Regions from separate parts of the Homo sapiens genome. Here region 2 is linked to region 1. The links are chromatin contacts, found by Hi-C in ENCODE. All regions are on one chromosome and are shown on one strand. Each heading gives the region's core, a stretch centred on a gene start or an enhancer-like site at or near the end of the contact. The rest is flanking DNA. Distances are from core to core; before and after follow the strand shown. Region 1 has its middle 11 kb from the start of LINC01954. Region 2 has its middle 16 kb from the start of LINC00570.

The links. A loop is a pair of places that touch in the nucleus more often than their neighbours do. Pooled maps may share reads with other maps.
Region 2: a loop to region 1 is called in a pooled map, with 7 times the contacts of the local background. The contact joins two enhancer-like sites. A Hi-C loop is called at or near these places in 3 of 37 single-sample maps with no recorded cell type and 3 of 50 pooled maps.

What each region holds. Positions count from the first base shown.
Region 1 is chr2:10,863,579-10,870,393 of GRCh38, forward strand. No RefSeq gene overlaps it. Among named protein-coding and RNA genes, the nearest start is that of LINC01954, 11 kb to the right of the region's middle. RefSeq lists silencers at 305-354, 1,385-1,554. Within about 2 kb of position 1,558, at least 3 of the 41 ENCODE cell types and tissues checked have a DNase peak (open chromatin) inside an H3K27ac peak, as active enhancers do.
Region 2 is chr2:11,374,785-11,380,985 of GRCh38, forward strand. No RefSeq gene overlaps it. Among named protein-coding and RNA genes, the nearest start is that of LINC00570, 16 kb to the right of the region's middle. RefSeq lists enhancers at 961-1,519, 3,417-3,626. Within about 2 kb of position 3,392, at least 11 of the 41 ENCODE cell types and tissues checked have a DNase peak (open chromatin) inside an H3K27ac peak, as active enhancers do.

The sequences.
Region 1 (6,815 bases), core at 308-2,807:
CGTTTAGAGGGATGATAATGTGGTTCATTATAGACATGAAAATAATCTCACTATCGTCATAATAGGTGTGAGACTCCATTACAAAAAGCATGTATGAAATCCCTTCTGGATTGGGCACCATGGCTTATGTCTGTAATTCCAGCACTTTGGGAGGCCGAGGTGGGAGGATCACTTGAGTCCAGGAATTTGAGACCAACCTGGGCAACATGACACTACCCCATCTCTACAAAAAACCAAAAAATTGGCTGGGTGGGTGTGGTGGTGCGTGTCTATAGTTCCAGCTACTTGGGAGGCTGAGGTGGGAGGATCGCTTGAGCCTGAGAGGTGGTGGTTGCAGTGAGTCAGCTGTGTTAACGACACTGCACTTCAGCCTGGATACAGAGCGAGACCCTGTGTCAAAAAAAAAAAAGAAGAAGTAAAGAAAACACATACACACACCCACACAAACACACACACACACGCGCACACACACACGAAACCCCTTCTGTAAACAAATGAGGATGTGGTCAGTGCCCTTCAGCTCAAGCCACAGACCAGCATCTGAACAACCCTGGGCTCATTGCAACCAGGAAGGGAGCACACTGCGCAAGGCCCTGGGGTGTCTCAGGAGAGGGGTTCAGGAAGGACCTGCTCACTTGGGCTGCATTAGGGGATTTGGAAGAGGTTTTAAGGATGCGGAGCTTTCCTCCTTGGATTGGATTCTATCGGAAAGCAGGGCTAATTCTGTGAATTGTGGTCTTAAATCTTTTCCAGAAGGAGAGAGGAATGAAGTGAAGCTAGAGCTGTTCTTGGTGAATAAACTGCAGTCCCTCATAGTAGCCAGGCCAGGGAGTGTTTGAAACAGCAGGAGGGACGCCTGAACTCTTAGGGGAAGAAAGCAGGAGATAGTGGGTGCGGTGACGGGAGGGAGTGGAGGATGGCCTTTCTGTAGGGAAGGAGGGGGCTGGCTTGGGAGGAGCAGAGAAGTTAGGACGATCCTTCTGTGACCCACACAGACAAAGAGCTCCCGGTCATGGCTTTTTGATATAAAATCTCAGCCGCTGAGCTCGCTAGCATTTAGGACTCAGGAGCGCACACGGCTGCGGTTGCTTGTTTTTCCAGCCGTCTCTTCATTTCTTTGCTTGATTCCCAAGCATGTGTCAGAGTTAATGGAGCGGTTCTATTATTAAACCACTTAGAAATTTAAAAGGCAATGTACTCAGGTTTGAATGGGACCATTAGTTATTGGGAAAACAACATTTGTAAGAGAATTCCTTATAAAGCTCAATGTTACCCCTTGGAACCACATCCCTGAAAAAAACAGGATCACCTCCAGAGCTTAGAAACCGGCTACTCTGTGCATTTGGTAAAAAGCAAAGGCATCTCTATTTCCAGTGGAGTGCTTCACGAAACACTTCAAAATATAGATCTGAAACTCGCTTTCTGGTTTAGTGTCTACCGAGAAGGTGAGATTCAGTTTTCACTTTTGAAGAAGTGTGCAATGCTGCTGAAAGCCACAAGGGCTTCCTTTGGCAGAACCTACACCTGCTAAGATGCCAGGGCGCCATGCGCCGTTCTGTTCTTTACTGAGAGTCATCAAATGTATTTTAAACTATATTTTTGTTGATGGAGGCATGGTGGCTTTAGGATATGGTGAAGATGTGGAAGGGGCCGGGGTGGGGGACTGTCAGCTGGGCAGTCTGGAGAGAGTCCTAGGAGGTCTTGTGGCATTATCTGTGCCCCAGTTCTATTTCCTGCTGGCTAGCAGACACAGAGCAGCCTCGACCTTGGCATTAACCCATGTTTGCGTGGCTCAGCAATTTACAAGTCTCATCCATAGGCATTACTTCACCCATTTCAGATCTCTCTCGGAAACAGGTGCAAATAGTTTCCTTCAAAGGGCACACATTGCTCACACAGTCAGAGTCAAGGCGAATTTGAATTGTACCCACGAATTTGAATTGTACCCAGTTCCAAATTTGTCTGGCCTCTATGTGCCAAGTTAGACATATGTATGTGTGCATAAATGAGGTGTCTGGCACGGGACCTAGAGGCAACTGGGAAGGGTGAAAAGCTAGATTTGGAGCTATGAAGACCTGAGTTCAGGTCTTGGCTTGGTCTCTTATTAGTTACTTGACGTTGGGCAAGTTATTTGCCCCTCTGAGGGTAAATTTACCTCTTCTACAAGATGGAGCTGGTTACAGTACCTTCTTCTCAGAGGGATTTCGAGGCACATATGAGACATGGAATGTGGAAGCATCTTATAAATGATGAAGCACCCTGCATTGGAGATCACCGGCAAACTCAGCGTGTCTCACGGAGGGTGTGATCAGAACGCTGGAAGACCTTGGAGTCCTATCGTGTGTGATGGTGAAAAAACCAGCATGGCTTAGCCCCAGAGACAAGTTCATCCCTCACTGCCAGTTTCTGGCAGGTCGACACGGTGTAGAGGAGCTATGACAAAGCGAGTGGGTCCCTGGGGGACTTCTGCTGAGTCACCTCTGAGTCTCAGTGCCCAGCCCGGTGCCCAGCACATGATGGGGAAGTAGAATCTAATCGAACAGTGACCACTAGGAACCACAGGTGCACTTCTTCTCTCCTTTGTTCCTCCCTCTTCCCTCTCCTCCTCCTGTTTATTTTTGTGTTAGTTCTCTCTGGCTGATGTTCAAATAGCTCTAATTATTGAGTTGTCATTTTGCATTTAATTGTTTGCCCATGAGTTGATTCACTTATTTAACACAATTTATTCCAATGCACACACTTATTGTGCAAAATGAGAGCATTTAGCTGTGACATTGACAGGGGATCAGAGACCAGGAACAGAGTTCAAGAACGCTCTTCCTGAGCAAGTCAGCTGAACACTACTCCCGCCCCAAAGCCTCCTTAGTCAGGTAACACTGCCCCCACCCCAAAGCTTCCCTATCCGTGAAACTGGGAAGAAGACAACTCTGTCCTCAGTATTGTGGAGCAGATCACATATGTGTGAACACTCTGTATTAACTGAGAAGATATGAGGTCTTTTTCGCAGAACAGATGCTTCCCAGAGAAAACCAGACAGTTGCCATCCAGAAAGAGGGGTGATGACGGTCAGCGAATTTATAAGGTAGAGTCTTCAGACCAGGGAAAAATCACTTTCAGGGATTCTGGAAGCTCCTGGGGAGCACTCATGGGGTCATCAATTCTTGCTGAGGAAGTTAAATCAATCAGCAGTAGTTCCCAGTTCTCTGCAAATGCTATAATGTCCTTGGGGGATATTAAAGCTACTTTTTCTCTAAAAGAATGAGGAATGGGGAAAGGAGTTCATAAAAGCTTGTTCCATTCAATGCTGAGCTATTTGGTGTTTGAAAAAAATCTTTGTTTGCTGCCCTAACCAGATGAGTGGCTTAAATAATATAAATGTATTTTCTTACAGTTCTGGAGGCTGGAAGTCTGAGATTGGGCTGCCAGCACAGCTGGGTTCTGAAAAGGGTCCTCTTCCTGACTCCTGGATAGCTGTCTTCTTGCTGTGTGCTCACACAGCCACATCAGAGAGCTCTGACTTCGCTTCTTTTTTTTTTTTTTTTTTTTTTTTTTTTTGAGACAGAGTTTCGTTCTGTTGCCCAGGCTGTAGTGCAGTGGCGCGATCTTGGCTCACTGGGTTCAAGTGATTCTCCTGCCTCAGCCTCCCAAGTAGCTGGGATTATAGGTGTGTGCCACCATGCCTGGCAAATTTTTTTTTTGTGTGTGTGTTTTTAGTAGAGACAGGGTTTCACCATGTTGGCCAGGCTGGTCTTGAACTCCTGACCTCAAGTGATCTGCCTGCCTTGGCCTCCCAAAGTGCTGAGACTACAGGCATGAGCCACCGTGCCCGGCCTGACTTTGCTTCTTATAAGGACAACAGTTCTACCCCATGAGGGTTCCACCCCTTATGACCTTACTTGACCTTCATCTCTTCTTAAAGGCCATATTTCCAATACAGCCACATGGTGGGGGAGGGGGGCTAGGACTTCAGCGTATGATTTTTGGGGGCACACGATTTAGTCCACAACAAATTTCAAGTGTGGAGTCTGCAGAGGTGGAAGGGGCTAGGGTTTAGGAGTCAGACCGACCCAGGTTCTAACCCTTCCCTGCTGCCCATAGCTGAGAGACTTGGAGCAAGTTTTTAACCTCTCTGAGCCTGTTTCCTCTTCTGTAATGGTGATAACAAGGTCATGCCTCCCAGGCTCTGTGTAAGAATTACACCAGGTAACGACTATGAAGCACCAGGAACTCCACCTAACATGTTGCAGCACTCAAGATGAGTTAATGCCTTCCTTTCCCGGCCTCTCCTGAGATGCCACCTCTTGGCATTTTGCCTTTTACAGGCTGGGGAGGTGAAGCTGCCTTTAGGATCTGCTTCTGCTCCTTCATTCTGGAATTCTGTCATATGGAGACTATAGGATAGTTCCTAGTAGGGCACCTGGGCTCCATCCTTGGCCCCAGTGAGGATAATAATCCCTAACTTTCACAGTTATGAAGATTAACGAAGATACCACATGGGGAAATCCTCAGTTCACTTGTTGGCATGCAGTAGATAATCAACATTCTTGCCCTGTGGCCCCGATGAGCCCTGAGTTGGGAGGATGTCAGTAGGCAAAGATTTATAGAGCATCTGCCACATGCTGGATGCCAGGGGTATAAGAGAGGAAGAGATAAGCACAGTCTCTGCTCCTGTGGAACCAAGAGTGCTCGGGAAGAAGGGAGACATTAAACAGATTGTTATGAAGAATGATAAGAGCAGGGCTGTGTTTTGGAAAACCTGTGTGCAGAATCAGAAAATGTTGTCTACAGGGGCTGTCAGCCACCATTGTGTTCACCAGAGCGGGGAGGGGTTTTTCCCAGGCTCACACAGCGAGGCAGTGGCAGAGGGGTTGACCATACCCTTCAATATGCCCTTGATCCAGCAAAAGGGTCGCTTGAGGAAATAGAAAACTGACAAAATAGGGCAACTGGGTGTGTGGCTGGGCAGAGGGGTACCTATTGTGGGGGCTCAGGAATACTAGCTCTGGCCTACTGTTCCCTCAGCCATCCCTGCAAGGCTGTGGCACAGGCCAGGCCCAGCTAAGGGCCTGCCTCTGGCACTGGGCCTGCTGTGTGCCTGGAAAGCTCTGAAAGGAGCGAGCTGGGGACTCAGCATTCCCATCTACCACCTCCAATCAGCCACAGAGAGACGATGCTGCTCCCCCTGGCCCTGGCTCAGGGCTTTAATGCTCGATCTCATTTAGTTTATCCCCCAAACCAAAGCCCGTGAGGGATCCTTGATCCCTGTCTCTGGGCTGGAATGTGCCCAGCAGCACAAAGCTGGCAGATGCCTGAGCCAAGGTCCAAACCACTCCTGTGGGTTTCCAGGCCCTGGTTCAGCCCACCCCATGCCACGGCCTAGGGGCCTGCGGGACACAGGAAGCTCGGGGCTCAGGCCCACCTGACTGGGGCCTCTGAGGCTCTTGTTGCTGCATAGAAGCCATCCCCCAGAGGGGCCATCCTCGGGCTCGCCAGCTCATTCCTTCTGGGAGAGGTGCCCTGAGAGAGGGGTGCTGAATTCCTGCCCTAAGTGCCTGGCGCCTCATCACATGCCAGCTCAGCTTCCAGCTATGCATCTCCTCTAGACCATCTCCTGTTTTGGTGTCCTCCGGGCAGCCACTCAGGTCTCCGTGAATCACAGAGCCACTTCTTAACCCCTGGTCCTGCTCGCAGTGGGAAACAGAATTCCACTTGTCACAAACACGCTCACAGGAATTGAGGAGCCTCTTCTGTGGATACTATCTAGGCACAGTGATCGAACGTGCTTTGGACCGGGGCTTGGGAGATGCAACTTCTGGCCTTAGCTTTGCCAGAGACTTGCTGGGAGACAAGGGCATGCATTTGCCCTTCTCAGGGGTGTTAAGAGCTCTGTAGTCTGCAGAATGCACGGGTGGGCTGGGTGATATGAGACAGCCAGATTGGGTGTAAGTGTCATCCAGATTTGGAAGAAGGCAGGTTTGGGGTGGAATCTTATTTATGCCACTTACAAGTTGCGTGACTTGAGATGATCACTCGACCTCTTTAAGGCTCGATTTCCTCATCTATCAATCAAAGATGATAATCCCTATGCCATGGAGGATTTCATACGAAAATGCATGTAACAGTGAATGTTCAGTTAAAGATCACCGCTCTTTCACTCTCCTGCTGCTGGTGAGTTAAATGGTGTTCCTCCAAAAGATATGTTGAAATCCTAACCCCCTGTACCTGTGAATGTGACCTTATTTGGAAATAGAATCTTTGCAGGTAGAACAAAATTGAGATGGGGTCATACTGAATTCGGTGGGCCCTAATTCAATGATCGGTGTCCTCTTAAGAACAGAGAGATTTTGAGACACACAGGCAGATCCCCATGTGAAGACAGAGGTGGAGACTGGAGTGAGGAGTGGTTGCAGCTACAAGCTAAGAAACACTAAGCATTGATGGCCAGCAGTGGAAACTAGGAAAAGGCAAGAAGGGCTCTATTCTGAGTGTTGGGGGACATGGACCTGCGAACAGCTTCATTTCAGACGTCTGGGCCCCAGGACTGTGAGAGAATACATTGCTGTTGTTTTAAACCACTCAGTTTGTGGTGATTTGTTGTGGCAGCCTTAGGCAACTAATACACTGTCCTTAGTCTCATTCCAAATAGGAAATTTTAGAATTTTATCCATTTAATTGCTCAGTTGTAAAAGAAATATGGAGTTGTGGGGGAGATACTCAATGAATATGTGTTGGCTCATAAATGAGGTAAGGTGGGGGTAGCACAAGAGAAATGTGATAGAAAAAATGTGGAAGTCCTGTTTCTGCATTCCTCAAGA
Region 2 (6,201 bases), core at 2,142-4,641, 510 kb after region 1:
TGGGCTGGGCCAAGGCAAGCTCATCTCAAAGCTGAGTATTTATGACTGTTAGTGTCTCAGAGACAACCTGTGAATGGCCTGGCGTCTCTCCAACGGTGTGGTGTGGACTTGGCACCACTTCGCACGGCACTGGAGCTGGGTGCTGCCTTCCAGCTGGGCGTGTGAAGGGCCCGTGCAAAGCCTCTGCCTCCCCTACCCCGGCTCTCAGGGCCCTGAGGAGCTTACGGGCTGGAAATGGCCACTTCCTGAAGAACGGTAACCAGCCCCTGTGTAGGCAACAACTCACGCGCGCCCACGGAAACTCAGAGGCGTGGCTGTTACTATCCATATTTTAAAACGCAGTGATGGCTCCAATGCATTTGTTCTGTGTAAGGTAACGGGCTATTCTAGACAAGCTTTGGGGTATCTGCCTCTCCAACTTATGCCCTTTACTTTGTGAACGAATCCCACCCACAGCCATGATCACTCAGTGTGACTTCGTTACCCTGGCCTTGGTTAATTGGACCAGCGATGGGCCGGTGACCCAGGCTAAGCCAATAACATATTCTCTCCGAAAGTTTTGCTTCCAGATTCCCTTCTTAGCCTCTGTTGGGCCCTTGACTGGGGAGCCCAGTGAGGCCAGGCCTGGGCAGCTGAGCTTGTCATCTCAAACAGAAGCAAAGGAAGCTTCTCTGCAGAGCAGTCAATGAAACTGTCACACAATGACCCCAGAAGTCCTGACAGATGGTTCTGCCAGCTTCCCTGTTCCAGTCACTCTCGAAGCCTTTGGTTCCCGGAGATTCTACTGCTCTATCTTTTTGAAACAGAATGTTCTATTAGGGTTTAAATTTATGTAACACAATAGCCTATTGGAAGATTTTTTAAAAAAAAAACTTACTGGAAAAATCTACCAGCTGCTATCTGGAGACACAAAGACAGAAGGTCCCTAGAGGGCAGATCCTGAGTAGCCTCACTTAGACGGGGAGGCAGGGGCAAGCCCCGACATGGCAAAGCCAGCCCCTCCGTATGTCCCAGCCAAAACCAGCGTTGGAGAAGGGCAGTGGGGCCGCTGATGGCTATCGTGTGTGAGAGCCAGGGCCGGAGCCAGCTATGGTGCTTCCCTCATGACTTAGAAAGCAGCTCCTGTGAGCATCCAGGTACTTCTGGGCAGTTGGATTTTCCAGGTTAAGGCAGTGAGACTGGGCTCTCCCATTCCTTCCAGCCTCCCCACCCATACTGCCTGTCACATGGGGCTTTCTGGACTTAGAAGGGGAATCCACTGGCTTCATAAAGTAAATATTGCCATCTGAGACCTGGCTTCAAACTCTGAAGTAGAACACCCCAGTTACACTTCCAGTAACTTTCCCTTTCTTGCTTAAACTACTTTGGGTGAGACTTTGTTCTTGTGATGGAAAGAGCTTCGTTGAAGTGACAAATGCTGGGGGATGCTGAGTCCACATCCCGGTCTGTCTGACTCCAAATCTGAGTGACTCTGAGTCCAGAGGTCATTCGACTTCACATCAAGGCCTCTCTGATGCCGCCTCGCATCCCCTGAGAGCTTGGCAGACCTGGAGGCTCTCGTCAGAATTCCCCAACAAAATCTGTGTTTTAACAAGTTCCCTGGTACCCCTGGGGGGGCACTGATCTGATTCACCCACCAGCCTCCCAAGGCCCTGTAGTGCTGAGCTGTGGACCTCACTAGGACGCTCTCCTTGTCCCTGCCACTAGCTCCAGTGGGATCTCAGGCCAAGACCTCTCCTACCCTTGGCTCCCATTAACTTCTTTATAAAACAAAAGGCCCTCCCTGGTCCTGAGCTGAGGTGGCATCAGCTGTTCCCTTCAAAAAAGTGGCCCAGAGAAGCGGGGAGTAGAGAGTGACTGCTAATAGGTACAGGATTTCTTTTTAGAGTAATAAAAATATTTTAGAATTAGACAATGGTGATGGTTATCCAACTCTGTGACTGCACTAAAAACCATTGACTTGTACAACTTAAAAGGGGGACATTTTATAGTATGTGAACTATAGCTTAATAAAGCTGTTATTAAAAAACAATGGTACAGTACTTGAGAAAGAGAAACAATAAACCTTGGTAAAAAATAGGTTCAGTTTTATCTCAAAGCCCTATGGCTTCTCTACAGGAAGCCTTTGCTTTTGTTCTGTATCTCATGGTTTCTCTTCACAAGGCCGTTATGAAGCTCAGATGGCGCAATGGCTCAGAAGAGATTTGCAAAGGAATAAGCGAGAGATCAGAGCAGGGAACGCAGGTCAACAGCAGCCCCTCCTCCCTGTCTGCCTTCCCCTGAACCTCCGTGCAACCAGAGCCTCTGGGGAGAGGCAGGTACATCTTGTGTTTCTTTTCAGTGCAACTGTAGCTGGCCGGATGCCACAGGACATTTACTTTAAAAGAATATTTAAAAAATTTTTTTAGAAAAATGAAGGTCTCGGGACTGGGCACGTGGCTCATGCCTGTAATCCCAGCACTTTGGGAGGCGCAGGCGGGAGGATCACTTGAGGCCAGGACTTCAAGACCAGCCGGGGCAACATAATGATACCCCGTCTCTACAAAAACTTTTAAAAAATAGTCAGGTGCAGTGGTGAGTGCCTGTAGTCCCAGCTACGAGGGAGGCTGAGGCAGGAGAGTGGCTTGAGTCCAGCAGTTTAAGGTTGCAGTGAGCTGTAATCACACCACTGCACTCCCGCCTGGGCGACAGAATGAGAAAGAAAAAATGTTTTTAAAAAATTTGTCTCTAAGAAAAAATGTTTTTAAAAAACATTTTTTTAATGAAGGTCTAGTCATCAAGACCCAAGACCCCACTGTCTGGCAGGTCATCTTGGGGAATTCCTATCCATTTAGCTTCCCCAGGTCCAGGAACTTCCTTGGACCTCCTGGGTTGACTGCCCCCATGTTGCCCCGGCCAATGCTCAGTAACATTTGTTGAATGCCTGATTGTGGCCCACATTTAGAATTATTAGAGAAAGGCCGGGCGCAGTGGCTCATGCCTGTAATTCCAGCACTTTGGGAGGCTGAGGTGGGCAGATCACTTGAGGTCAGGAGTTCGAGAACAGCCTGGCCAACATGGTGAAACCCTGTCTCTACTAAACATACAAAAATTAGCTAGGCATGGTGGCACACACCTGTAATCCCAGCTACTCGGGGGGCCAAGACAGGAGACTGTCTCAAAACAAACAAACAACAAAACAGAATTATTAGAGAAAGAACATTTAAGGAAGTGAGAAAATGTGGTAAGGTATGAAACCTTGGCCTGTTGAAAGCCAAAATCACCTTCTGATTAGGAGGGGCCTGGCCTCCAACCTCCCTGGAGAACGGTTTGTTCCCCTCCTTTGCAGCCAGGTTGCAAACATTTATGACCCATTTAATCATGCTCAGTGTTTGGAGCCACACAGAGAGGGCTTCTGCAGGCTCGGACGTCATCTCGGGGCGAAGGGTGGTGTTTGATGTGTCACGCGATGAAATGCTCCCCACTCCACTCATGGTTATTATTTTTTTGCCTTTAAGCAGACAGAGTCCATCAGAGATTAGAACTCTGCCAGAGTTTCTGGGTTGAGTGATGAAGCACAAATGTTTCCCTTTCCAACGCTCTCGGAACTGTCAGCCTTATTTCTATGGCTGTCATTCTCTTATTCACAAAAACGAAACCGGGCTAAGCTGCCCTTCCTCCCTGGGCTTTTTCCAGCCTGAAGTCTCTGAAATAGCCATGTTTGTTGTAGCAGCAAGTGGGAATGTTGTCTGCTGTGATAAATGGCCCGTCCCTTCCCCTAAAATAGCCACTGGACTTCCTGGGAACTTTCCTCTCAGTCCTCTGATGAGGGAGGGTCTCGGTGGGCCTGTGGGGACTCAGCAGGGGCTACCTGGTTCAGGCTGGCTCCTTCTCCTTAAAAGCAGAACGAGGGCCCATTCGAGTCAGAATGAGCCCCTGCAGAGCTTCTTAACCGTATACAACCCCGGGCAAGCTATTTTGCCTCTCTGAGCCTCGTTTTCTCACCACATTTGGGCCAAGGAGAAGACTAAATGAGATACTATATGAAAGGTGCTGGGCCCAGATCAGACCCTTAATAAACAAGAATTCAGGCAGGCAGCGGTGAGGTTCTTGCCTGCTCCCTTTCACCCATAGATGCCTCCTGTCACTGCCTAGTGGCTGAGCTCTGGGAAGGGAGGCAGGGGACCCACCTCACTCCCTGCCCTGTGCGTACAGCCTAAGCCAGGCTCACTGAGTCCCTCACCACCTCCTTTGTTCAGTAAACATTGACTGGGCATCTGCTGTGCCCCAGAGCCTGCAGGAGGCCATGGGGACAAGGACAAGTCAGACATGGCTCTGGCCCTCAGTACAGAGATCTCTACAGGATGCAAGGGACCCTAATTGATCTGTTGTACAGTGGGAGTTCGAAATGCCATGGGCAGGAGAGAGAGAAGCCTGGCATTGACTGGAAGCTTCCAGAAAGGTTGCTTCTCTTACTGAGGCTGGGCCACACCCTGGGCTGTTGGGAGCCCCCCACCATGCCTTGTTTTGTTCAGCTCTGGCATACGGTAACCATGTATTACCAGCAGGAATTAAAGGAGCTTTAGGAAATCAGTGATCATTGAGACAGGGTCTTGCTCTGTCACCCACGCTGGAGTGCAGTGGCGTCATCATGGCTACACGTCATCATGGCTACATCATGGCATCACTGCAGCCTAGACCTTCTGGGTTCAAGCAATTCTCCCACCTCAGCCTCCCGAGACGCTGGAACTACAGTCATGCATCACCACACTTGGCTAATTTTTTATTTTTTGTAGAGACAGAATCTCACTATGTTGCCCAGACTGGTCTCGAACTCCTGGGGAGCCCAGCAGTTCTAAAAGCTGATTACCATAAAGGCATCTTGAGTTTGGGTCTGAATTCCCTGGCAGCTAAAACAAAGGGAGGAACATATTGAGTTACATAGTTTTCTTTTTCTGACAAAAGAATGCATACAAATTGACTTGAAGAGCCGGGCATTTTCCTGGAATGAAGTGCCTGCCAAAACATGCTGAGGGTAAAAGAGACACTGGGTTGTGGAATGGACCGAGGCTTCCACCACAGTATTGCAAAAGACCCACAGACGCTGCTCAAACAGACGATGCTTGTAGGACATTCCCAAAAAGGCAGAGGCCACCAGGAACATCATAACTCAGGGAAGGCACTTCTACCTTTGATGTCCCTGTTCTCTTAGGACAAGTACAAGAAGAACCCAATGAAAATATGGCTTCACCTACATCCCCAAACCACAGCAGAGCCCTCAGAGTGGCTTCACTGCAAGGATCCAGCATCTCCATTCATGGTCTGTGGATGGTTGACATTTGAAGAAAACACCCAACCACATATGCATATGTGTATCCATGTACACATTATATGTATGTGTGTGTATACACATGCAGTTTTTTATGATTGTAAAACTAGTGCTAGTGTTCTTTGCAGAAAATTTTGAAATATAGAAAAACATGAAAAAAGTATATGCCAGTAACAGCAATTCAGAAAGATAACCTCAATTAGACCTTGCTATATTTATCTGTAGTCATTTATCTACATGTGAGATATATATACATATATCTCTGAATGTGACCCTAGGGTCATTGGGTCATTCTCTGCGCCTTTTTTTAATCTCAAACTTTTTCATTTAACAAGATTTTACATATATATATATATACGTATATATATGTATATATATATATACGTATATATACGTATATATATGTATATATATATACGTATATATACGTATATATATATGTATATATATACGTATATATACGTATATATACGTATATATGTATATATATACGTATATATACGTGTATATATACGTGTATATATACATATATATATACGTGTATATATACGTGTATATATACATATATATATACGTGTATATATACGTGTATATATACATATATATATACGTGTATATATACGTGTATATATACATATATATACATATATTTAGGCAGGGTCATGCTGTGTCACCCAAGCTGGAGTGCAGTGGTGCAATCATGGCTCTCAGCAAACATGACCTCTCGGGCTCAACTCATCCTCCCATCTCAGCCTCTTGAGTAGCTGGGACTATAGATGGGCACCATCATGCCTGGCTAATTTTTTAAAAAAAGTTTTGTAGTGATGGAGTTTTGCCACATTGCCCAGGCTCAAGTGATCCTTCCACTTTAGCAGTCCAAAATGCTGGGATTA